Linked DNA regions of Homo sapiens: region 1 is linked to region 2. A link is a contact called in ENCODE Hi-C or POLR2A ChIA-PET data. All regions are on one chromosome and are shown on one strand. Each heading gives the region's core, a stretch centred on a gene start or an enhancer-like site at or near the end of the contact. The rest is flanking DNA. Distances are from core to core; before and after follow the strand shown.

Region 1 (4,786 bases), core at 60-2,559, 2.2 Mb before region 2:
TGCCATTTAATAAGCAAGCAAGCACTCAACTATTTTTTGACTTCCTATAGTAAGTTTGGCTTTAGCATAAAGGAAGGATGGGGGAGGGGGGAACCTCTGGAGTCAGCGACCAGCTTAGAAGCTGTTGCAATAATCCAGATGTGAAGCAAAGAGGGCCTGGACTAGGGAACAAAGAGAAAATGGGCAAATATAAACAACAAAAAATTCTGCATGCAAAAACTCGGCGGAATGTGATTAACTACTACTAGGGACAAAAGCAAGGGATGAATGAGGATTAAGGTGAGGTTTAGAAAACGCTTCTTGAAATCATTTTAAAGCCTGTCTGAAACAAAATGCAGTAAGTGGCTTAAAAAGTCCACACTGACAAAGTCTTCAGCGAAACTGCCCAGTATCTTGAATCAGGGACAGCCCTTCCAATTTGAGACATACACGGAATGGCAGAGCCAGAAGGGTTCTTAGAGAGTTAAATGAAACCCTCAATGATCACATGGGGAAACTGAGTCCTAGCATGGAAGGGGCTTGCGGAAGGCCTCAAGACAGAGACTCCCAGACGAGTGCCGCCCTGAAAGCACAGCCACTTGGCCTAGAAGGGCACTGTTTACAACCCCGGTCAGCCCCAGCCCAGCCCTCCGCAATGGCAGGACCAACTGAGCGCGAGTGGCCACGGAGACGTCTGGGGCCAAGCGCAACCCGTCGCCGCCGCCTGTTTACCTGGAGGAAGGCGGTGGCGTGAGGCAGCGGCTCCGTGGCAGCCACCCGAAGGGCCGACCCCTGGCCCGGCCGGCTCTCCAGGGAACTCAACCATCTGCCCTCCCTCCCCGTACAAAAGGGAGCGCCCCCAGGGCTAGGGGCCCGGAAGCTGGGGATCCCGAGACGCCCCGGGCGGAGGCTGGGAGCCCAGGGCAGCTGCCCGAGCGCGACCCTCAGCCGGGCCAGCGGCGCCGGGACTCCAGGACCGAGCACAGCTGGCCCCTCGGGGACGCGCGCCTGACCCCAGCAGGTGCCCGGGGCCTCCGGACCCCGCCCGGCCTCGGCTCCCGCCCGCGCCGGCCGCCTGCCCGCGGGACTGACCAGGCGCGGAGGCTCCCGCCCCGCCGCGCCCAGAGGGAGCCGGACAGCGGCCCGGGGACTGCCCCCCGCCCCGCCTGCCCCGCCTGCCCCGCCCGCGCCTAGCCCGCTGCTCGCCGCCCCCGGCCAGCGTGCCTCACCTGTCCAGAGCGCCGCGCTCACATCGCCCGCCCGCGGCGCCCCCTCCGCCGCCGCCGGCGCCAGGCCAGTCCCCGCCGCTCCGGCTGCCGCCCCAGCCCGCGCCCCCCGCCCCCGGAAGCGCTTCCCGGCCCCGCCCCCTGGACGCCCGCGCTTCCGGGCAGGCGCCAACCCGGGTGGTGGCGTTGCGCGGCGGACCTCTAGCCAGGGCCCGGGGTCCTGAGTCCCGCCCGGTTGTCGTCCCAGAGCCTCGCCGCGGGCTAGCGGCAGCCTTGGTCTGGACCCCGGAGTCCCGACTCCGGGAAGCGGCGTCGGCTCTGCCTTCAGCCCGCGCTCTCCTCGGCGCCCCCTGCTGGCGGGAGAAGGGCGGTGCAGTGGGGCGCGTTTCAGGGGCTCCCGGAATCGAACGGGTGGGAGAGAGCCCAGGACCCTCGACCCCCCCAGCACTGGGGGGCCTGCCCCCAGCCCAGCCCTCCCTTCCAAGACCCTCCCTCCTGCATCTCTTCAGGCGCATGCCACGCACCCGAGCTGCTCCTGGCAGGGCAGCTGAAGGCAGCAAGGTGCAGTGGTTAGCAGCAGGGCTCTGGGGACCTGTCATAGGGGGTCTCTTGACTTACCACCTTGGGCAGGTTTTCTCTCTCTCAAAACGGAGGTGGCTCCCGCCTGTAATCCCAGCACTTTGGGAGGGCGAGGCGGGAGGATCACTTGATCCTAGGAGTTTGAGACCAGCCTGGGCAACATAGGGAGGCCCCATTTAAATTTTTAAAACTTAGCCAGGCTTGGTGGCACATGCCTGTAGTTCCAGCTATTGGGGAGGCTGAGGTGGGAGGGTCGCTTGAGTCCGGGAGGTCGAGGCTGCGATGAGCCATGATCGTGTCACTGTACTTCAGCAGTGGTGAAAGAGCAAGACCCTGTCTCAAAAACAAAACGGAGGTGAAAATTCCCAACTCACTGTTATAAAACCCATGTCACAGAGCATGCCTCAAAAAATGTGCATTTCCAGACCCTTGGGGACACCCCAGTCTTCAAACCGTTGGGTGGGAGTGGGAGCCTCACCCAGCGTTTTCCTCCCAGCATTAGACCAATGTAACACTCTTTGAAGAGCTTCCCTTTGCATTTTGGTGGAGTCAGTAGTTGTGGCAGAGGTTTATTTTCCTTTTTCTGGCTTTGTAATAAAAATAAACTAGGAGGCAAAGATACCAGCTCCTCTTCAGGATAGAAAGCTGCTGAGACTTCCTGATGTTACTTCATCCTTTGCAAGCAGGAACTGTCTCTCCAGGATCTGTCCAGTGGTCATCCTCCAATAGCAACAGCTACCCTTTGTCAAACACTCCATGCAGGGCACTGTGTAGACACTTGACAGCCATGACCTCATTTAACACAACCTAAGGAGGTGGCGATCTATTCCCATTTTAATCCAAGAGGGAACTGAGGCTCAGAGAGGTTGAGTGACTTATCCAAAGTCACACAGCTAGTAAATGGCAGACTTGGGATGAACTCCCTTGTCTCTCTGACTTCTTATAGCAACAGAACATCCAAGCATAGGATTTTAGGCAACCTGCCTATAACTGCAGGCACCTGGGCAGACAGGTAGTCTCGCTCTTGAATTGCTATTGCACTTGAGTTGTTTTCTTGAGATCTGTCCCCAAGGGTGAGATACGTGTGCACCCAGGGCACAGGAATACATCATCTTGTCAGGTTTCCTCCGGACTGCTGAGCTGATTCTTATGCCCAGAGGTTTTCCTACAGATCAGCCTTGGGCCTCATCATTTTAACTGATTTTTGCTAAATTCGTTGATAAGAGTTAGGGTCTTCTTGGCTGTGACACAATATTTGCATATCATTAAGTACTATAAAGACTAAAATAGTTCCTGAGTTTTTGACCCTCCTCTGCCAAGTGTCTCAAAGTTGTTGGCCCTCTGTCTGTCCATTGGATGCTGGGTATTTCCCTCATAGTTTATATTTACTCTCCCACCTAACTGGGTCACCAAACTCATCATTTATATATTTTTCCAGCCCCTTGCTTTTTTCGTTCTTGTTGTTTAGCTGATTGTCATGGTCTCTACTAATTTTAGTTAAAAAACTGTCACTCCTCCACAGTTGAGGTGCATATGTGTTTCTGTTTTCCCATAATCTTTGTGGCAGTTTTAAATGATTTAACTCGTTAGCTCCCTTGAAATCAAGAAGTCTAGGGAGTGATGTACAAGTCTCATTTTAATTTATTCCACACTTACCCATTTTCCTCAGCAGCATTTATGAAATGATCCAATTCACATTTTGTTGAAGTTTGGGGTTGCCCTTCAATCCACAGTTAAGAAGGAGTTTTCTGGCCAGGTGGGGTGGCTCATGCCTGTAATCCCAAACACTTTGGGAGGTTGAGACAGGAGGATCACTTGAGTCCAGGAGTGTGAGACCAGCCTGGGCAATATAGTGAAACCTCATCTCTACAAAAAAGAAAAAAAAAAAAGCTGAGTGTGGTGCCACGTGGCTGTGGTCTCGGCTACTTGGGAGGCTGAGGTGGAGGATCGCGTGAGCCCTGGAGGTCAAGGCTGCAGTGAGCCATGATCACCACACTGCACTCCCGCCTGGGCATCAGTGTAAGACCCTCTCTTAAAAAAAAAAAAAAAGGTGTGGGGCTTCCCATCGTGGGGGTCAGCCTATGTGAGGGTGATGGCTGATAGCTTACCAATACTTGTGTTCTGCCTTTTCTTCTTCCACAGCACATGGCTAAAACACATCTCCAGCCTCCTCGCCATGTCATGTGTTAATTGAGGTAGCCTGTGAAGTGCTTGGCATGTGTGAGTCTGCCGTAAAAGTTAATTCCCTTCCCATTCTTTCCTCTTCTCCCCCTCCTTGGACAGATACGGCCTGAATCTCCGCTTCTCATTGATTCCAGATTCCTGAGCACTTGGAGAGCCAAGATAGCCAGGTTATAACTGGTCCCAGCTTCTCCTTCTGGCCTCCACAAGGGACCCTTTCTGCCAGAAGTCCAGCTGCAGGACTTGGCTCTGGTCCACCTGGCAATCCTCAGAGTTTGGCAAAACCTGTTGACTGTTGGCACCTGTTAGTCTTTATACACACACATAACTCATGTGTCTCCCTTAAACAAAATATATGAATTATTTGCGGTTTCCTCATTCTTCCTCCTCTAATCAGGACCCACTAGTGTGTCCCTTCCACATGCCTCACTACCTGAACAGTACCGTCGAAGGGGGAGCCTGTCTCTCCAAACAGTCCCAAGATGTCCACTGACTTCCAGATCATTCCAGTAGGTCAGGGTTCCTTCTACCTGGCTGCCTCTGCAGAGGAGGGTGAACATTCCTCATGGGTCAGGGAGAGCACTTCCTTGGAGAACCCTCAGACACTCACCACCTTTACAATGGGGACCAGGTAGTTGGTTTACCCCTCGGAGCTTCTCTTCTTCACCTGTTAGATGATGGTGAGGCTGAGGGGTGTGATCTGAAGAGCTTCTTTTCCGTGATCAAGACCGGGCAGTAGAGAATCCTGTGGCTAAGCAATAAGGCAGATCCAGGTCTAAACCCCAGCTCAGCCACACAAGACCTCTGTGACCTGAGATGGG
Region 2 (4,488 bases), core at 1,587-4,086:
AATTTATTTTTTAGGTCTTAAGGAAGTAGAGGCAATTTCTGATTTAGCCAGGGAGCTACACTAATTTGATAATAAAGTGTAGTTTTTTTTTCTAGTATTCCAGAATAAATTCTTGGGGCTTTGATTTTAATTCTTTGTTTTGGAAAATACAACCCAGAACTCGGAAGTTTTCTGTATAATGCTAGCCTCTAAATTGGTATATATATTCTAAAGAAACTTTTGATGGAATTAAATAATAGATTTTATGTGATATTTTGGAGAGAAATTAATGTCCCTCGAGTTTTGATGTATTTAATTATTTTCTTTTGGAATTTTAAAAAGATACTAATTTTATTACATGTCACTTGTGTTACTAAGCGTATTTTTTTCCTGACATTTTATTTATAAAATGCTCTCCTTTCTACCAGAGTGTACAGCTAATCAACTCTGGATGCTTTTGATATTTCTTACTGTGCCAAGGGCATTGAATGAAGTTCCCTGTAGTGAGAAAAGCGAGCACATGGGACTCGTGACTTTATGTACTCCAACAATAGAGCTTTTATGACATTGGAGGTGGTTAAAAAAGCTAGAAGTAGCTCTTAAACATGGCATCTCTGTGTTGCCTTTTTTTTTTTTTTTTTTTTGTATTCTCAGAGCTGCCAGGAGTGCATCGAGCCTGTAATTTCCTGTTCTCTGAATCCCCCATCTTTCTGCAGCTCCAAGCTTTGTGTCCCACAGCCTGTGACTCTGTGCTAACAAATCGCTATTGTCCAGTGGGGCGAATGGTGGCTGGAACTAAAGAATTGCTGTCTGGTTTCTATTCAAATCCAGGTAGCGAGATATATGAATGGACTTTTCGAATCGTCATGTGAATAACGTCTGCTCGGCATGAAGGCTCAGAGCCATGCTAGGAAGGATTAACTCGTAGGCTGACCACTAACATCCTTTGTGGTACGAGGGAGAAACATTCCCAAGTATCATTTTATTCACACTTAATTTTCTATCCCATACCCCCAAAATAAGGCTAGCTATTTAATTAGTTGGCTGCTTTTCTCTTAATTTTTAGTGTTTCTGTTGATAATGTGTAAGTTTGGGAAAATGCTAAGTAGCTTTTCACTTAGAACACTGTTATTTTCTCTTTAAAGTTTTCTACCTTACATTTATTATAGCATAGTTATCTTTATAGCATAGATGCAGAAAGTAAGAGAGAGCTTGTTTTTTCAAGAAAACAACCCTTTAAAATACTTTCCAACCCATGAAGGGAAAAATCCTCCTTTTTTCCCCCAAGTGCATTCTACTTATTACTTTGCATTTTTCTCCCAAAGTCCAAATTTATGCAAAGAAAATAGAAACAAGTTCAAATGCAATGCATTAACCAAATAAAACAAGTCTGCTTCAAATTAGGAACCAACCTAAGCATTTGTAAAGTGTAGCAGAATCAGAATTCTTTTAAAAATTAGATTTGGAACCTGAACTATATAATTCATAATTCTCATTTTTCTGTGGAAAATTATTTTATCTTTCTCCTGTATACCTGAAAAAATGTCCATAGGCTTAAAGGGTCATGCTTTTACATTCCTTCCATATCACAGGTACTATGAAGTAAGGAGACTTTTAGGTTTCTTTTTGTCTTAAACTCAGACAGCTTTGTAAGCAGTAGTGTGTAGATTACAAGAGTTAGACAAAAGCAGGCGCGACTGAGAAGAGTTGGTGGGGGAGAAGCTTGGGGCACTTCCTGTCACTCAACACATTCCAGATCACTAAAAAATTTCCACACCCTCTGCATTCCCCCTTGCCCACTCCAGTTCCCGGTATTTTCTGATTCCATATGTTGTGGTATTTACCATACTTCTCTCCCTCACTAGGCTCTGGCAAGACTGCTTCAGAGGGGATGCATTCCTTTAGATTGCACAAAGCGGAGCTGGGAAAATGGCTGGCAGTTTCAGAATCTAGTCACGATCGCACGCATGAGCACCTCACACATCCATGTCCCTACCCGCCCCCCCGCTCCCGCCCCTGCAGCTGGCTGACCTGTCTCACCCACTGCTGGCCTATCGAACGGCCAGGACTGTCTGGTTTTGGCTCGTGCCTTTGTCCATGTCTGGCTTAGTTCCTCTCTGTCTATGCTTGCCTCTACCCCCACCGCCCCAGGCGGCACAAGTGTTTGGCCACACAAAACTAGAGATAGAAAAGGTGGTAAAAACTTCAAACTTTTCTAAATTCTCCAACAGTTTATTTCTTGTGAATTTCTTCCTTCTTTAAATACTCCATTTTAAGAAAACAAAAAAATTAATTATCTAAAGGCAAAGAATGGAAAGCAACCTTTGTGTTCCTTATAATAACTGACTTCATAACTCTCTCCAGCTGCGTTATGGGATGTGTATAAAAAGCTTCTGTTCTGAGAACAAAGGAGCACGTGCAGAAATGAGACGAAAAAATCCACTGACAGTATTCCATTACACAAATTACTTAAAAGATTTTAGTCAAGCCCCTCAACAGATTCAATTTTAAAATGGCTTTTAGTTAAAAAAAAAAAATTGAAAGTGCTTACCCAGTAAAAGAACCGAAGTAGTCCTGAACTGTTACGTAAGACTTTTTACAGTTGGATCTTTGTCAAAAGGGGATGGGGGTGATGGGAGAAAGCAGCAACGACAATCAAAAAAGTTCGAGCTGCTGTGGCTAGAGGACAACTTCTGTGTTTCCAGATAGGATTCTTGCTGTAGAAATGGAACTTCCAGCCAGCACAGCATCCTGTCCCAGTAGAGAAATGAGTTTGTCAGTTAAAACAAAAAAAAAATTAGATACTGGAACCCAGGCTAGACGAGGTATTGAACCGCGCCAGATTTCCTTGCAGCCCTGTCTGCTCAGCTCGCATTGAACTATATATGACCCAGATGATGGACAGAAGCACATTTAGTCATGTGCACACTGGAAGAAAGCGGATTTGCTGGTCCCTGGCAGTGCAGGGGTTTGTCTTCTGATTGGGCTGTGCCCTGATCGGTGAAATGTGAAGCCCTCACCATTCAGAGGCCGTAATTCAGGACTGGCAGTTTGAGTGTCTGGCTGCCTCTAGTCACTGAGAGACTTTGAAGGTGTTGCTTTTGTTTGGTGGCATTACCCACCCAGAGGTTGCTTACACCTCTCTACTTGTGTCAGAAGAAATACTAGTCTTTCTGAAATACAAATAGGCAGCCGATTTTTCCTGAATCCTAAATCACCCTATTGTTGATAAACTTGGCTCTAACTGAAACCAATTATTTGATTTGAAAATTTATTGTGATCCTAACCAAGCTTCATATCCAGACCAACCCTTGGTCTTGATTTTATAGGTTTGATAAGGTAAAAATAAAAGTGGCATATTTGACTTTGAAGCCTCTATATGATATAAATTGCTCTTAATGAAAATTGGATAGATGGACAACAGAGAAGTGAAGTTTTAGATTCTGGAGTGTTTGGATGTATGAGGAAGAAGCTTTATGTCTTTTTATCCCCTTTGTGAGACTGTCACTCTTGTCCCAGTCCTAGTCACATTAGGGGTTGCTGGGGGGGGGAAGCTATGAAAGCATGGACCCTACTGAGCTGTGACATAGCCTTTAATCATGCAAGACAGCCACGGTCTGCTCTCTTCAGTCTGTCTGAACTAGGGTCCTTGGGGTTTATTTTCCATCTTTCTGAGCCACTGGGAAACCAGGTCATTATACAGGACTGTCATTTGTGACATTTTTGTTTAGTACATGGCAGTTGCTTTGTTTATTTAATGCAAGTTGACACTTCTTTAAAGTTTCAAAACAGTAAAGTTGTTTTGTGAGACCTTGACTCTGATATATGAAATCTACTCTACATGGACCAATCATTTTTTTCCGTGGACTTTCTTGTCTCTTTAGAAATTAGCTTATAGAGTCCTAAATTGATACTTAAACATACCAATAGTTCTGTTTATTTCTTGCCTTTCTCACAGTTGTTGAAATAATTCCATCTGTCTCTTTTGCTGTAAATTTTGGGTTTGGATGTTTGTACTTGGAATTTTTTAGATGTTGACTATATTATGCAGCACCTTCCATATGAGGACTACCCCAGAATTATTCTCTTGTCTTAACCCGAGAAAAGCTGTTTTGATGCACTATTAGATATAAGAATGTTCGAAAGAAGAGGAGATGAGCACTCTCTTGCTTTTTGTAAGCCACAAGACAATCTTTTTTTTTTCTAAGTTGTGGTAAGGTATATGTAACATAAAATTGACTGTTGTAATAATTTTTAAGTGTATAGTTCTGTGGTGTTAAGTGCATTCACGTTGTTTTGCAGCCTTCACCACCATCCATCCACCACAGAACTCTTCTCCTCTTGCAAAACTGAAATTCTCTACCTACCTGTTAAACACTAACTTGCCATTCTTCCCTCCCCCAGGCCCTGGGGACAACCATCATTCTACTTTCTCTTTGATTTTTTGTTTTTTGTTTTTGGAGACGGAATTTTACTCTTGTTGCCCAAGCTGGGATGCAATGGCACTGT

What was found. A loop is a pair of places that touch in the nucleus more often than their neighbours do. ChIA-PET counts read pairs that join two places held with the same protein, here RNA polymerase II (POLR2A). Pooled maps may share reads with other maps.
Region 1: a loop to region 2 is called in a pooled map, with 2.6 times the contacts of the local background. The contact joins the promoter of ZBTB34 here to the promoter of MIR181A2HG in region 2. A Hi-C loop is called at or near these places in 1 of 50 pooled maps. POLR2A ChIA-PET finds 5 or more read pairs at or near these places in 3 of 52 experiments (A673, K562 and MCF 10A).

Annotation. Positions count from the first base shown.
Region 1 is chr9:126,857,162-126,861,947 of GRCh38, reverse strand. ZBTB34 (zinc finger and BTB domain containing 34) reads right to left here and starts at 1,309. Exons shown (of 2, transcript NM_001099270.4): 1 at 1,209-1,309. RefSeq lists silencers at 791-1,010, 1,121-1,170, 1,181-1,260, 1,291-1,690 and an enhancer at 369-1,166.
Region 2 is chr9:124,656,784-124,661,271 of GRCh38, reverse strand. MIR181A2HG (MIR181A2 host gene) reads right to left here and starts at 2,836. Exons shown (of 2, transcript NR_038975.1): 1 at 2,531-2,836. The region is part of intron 2 of NR6A1 (nuclear receptor subfamily 6 group A member 1); the gene reads left to right. RefSeq lists enhancers at 1,799-1,848, 2,670-2,789.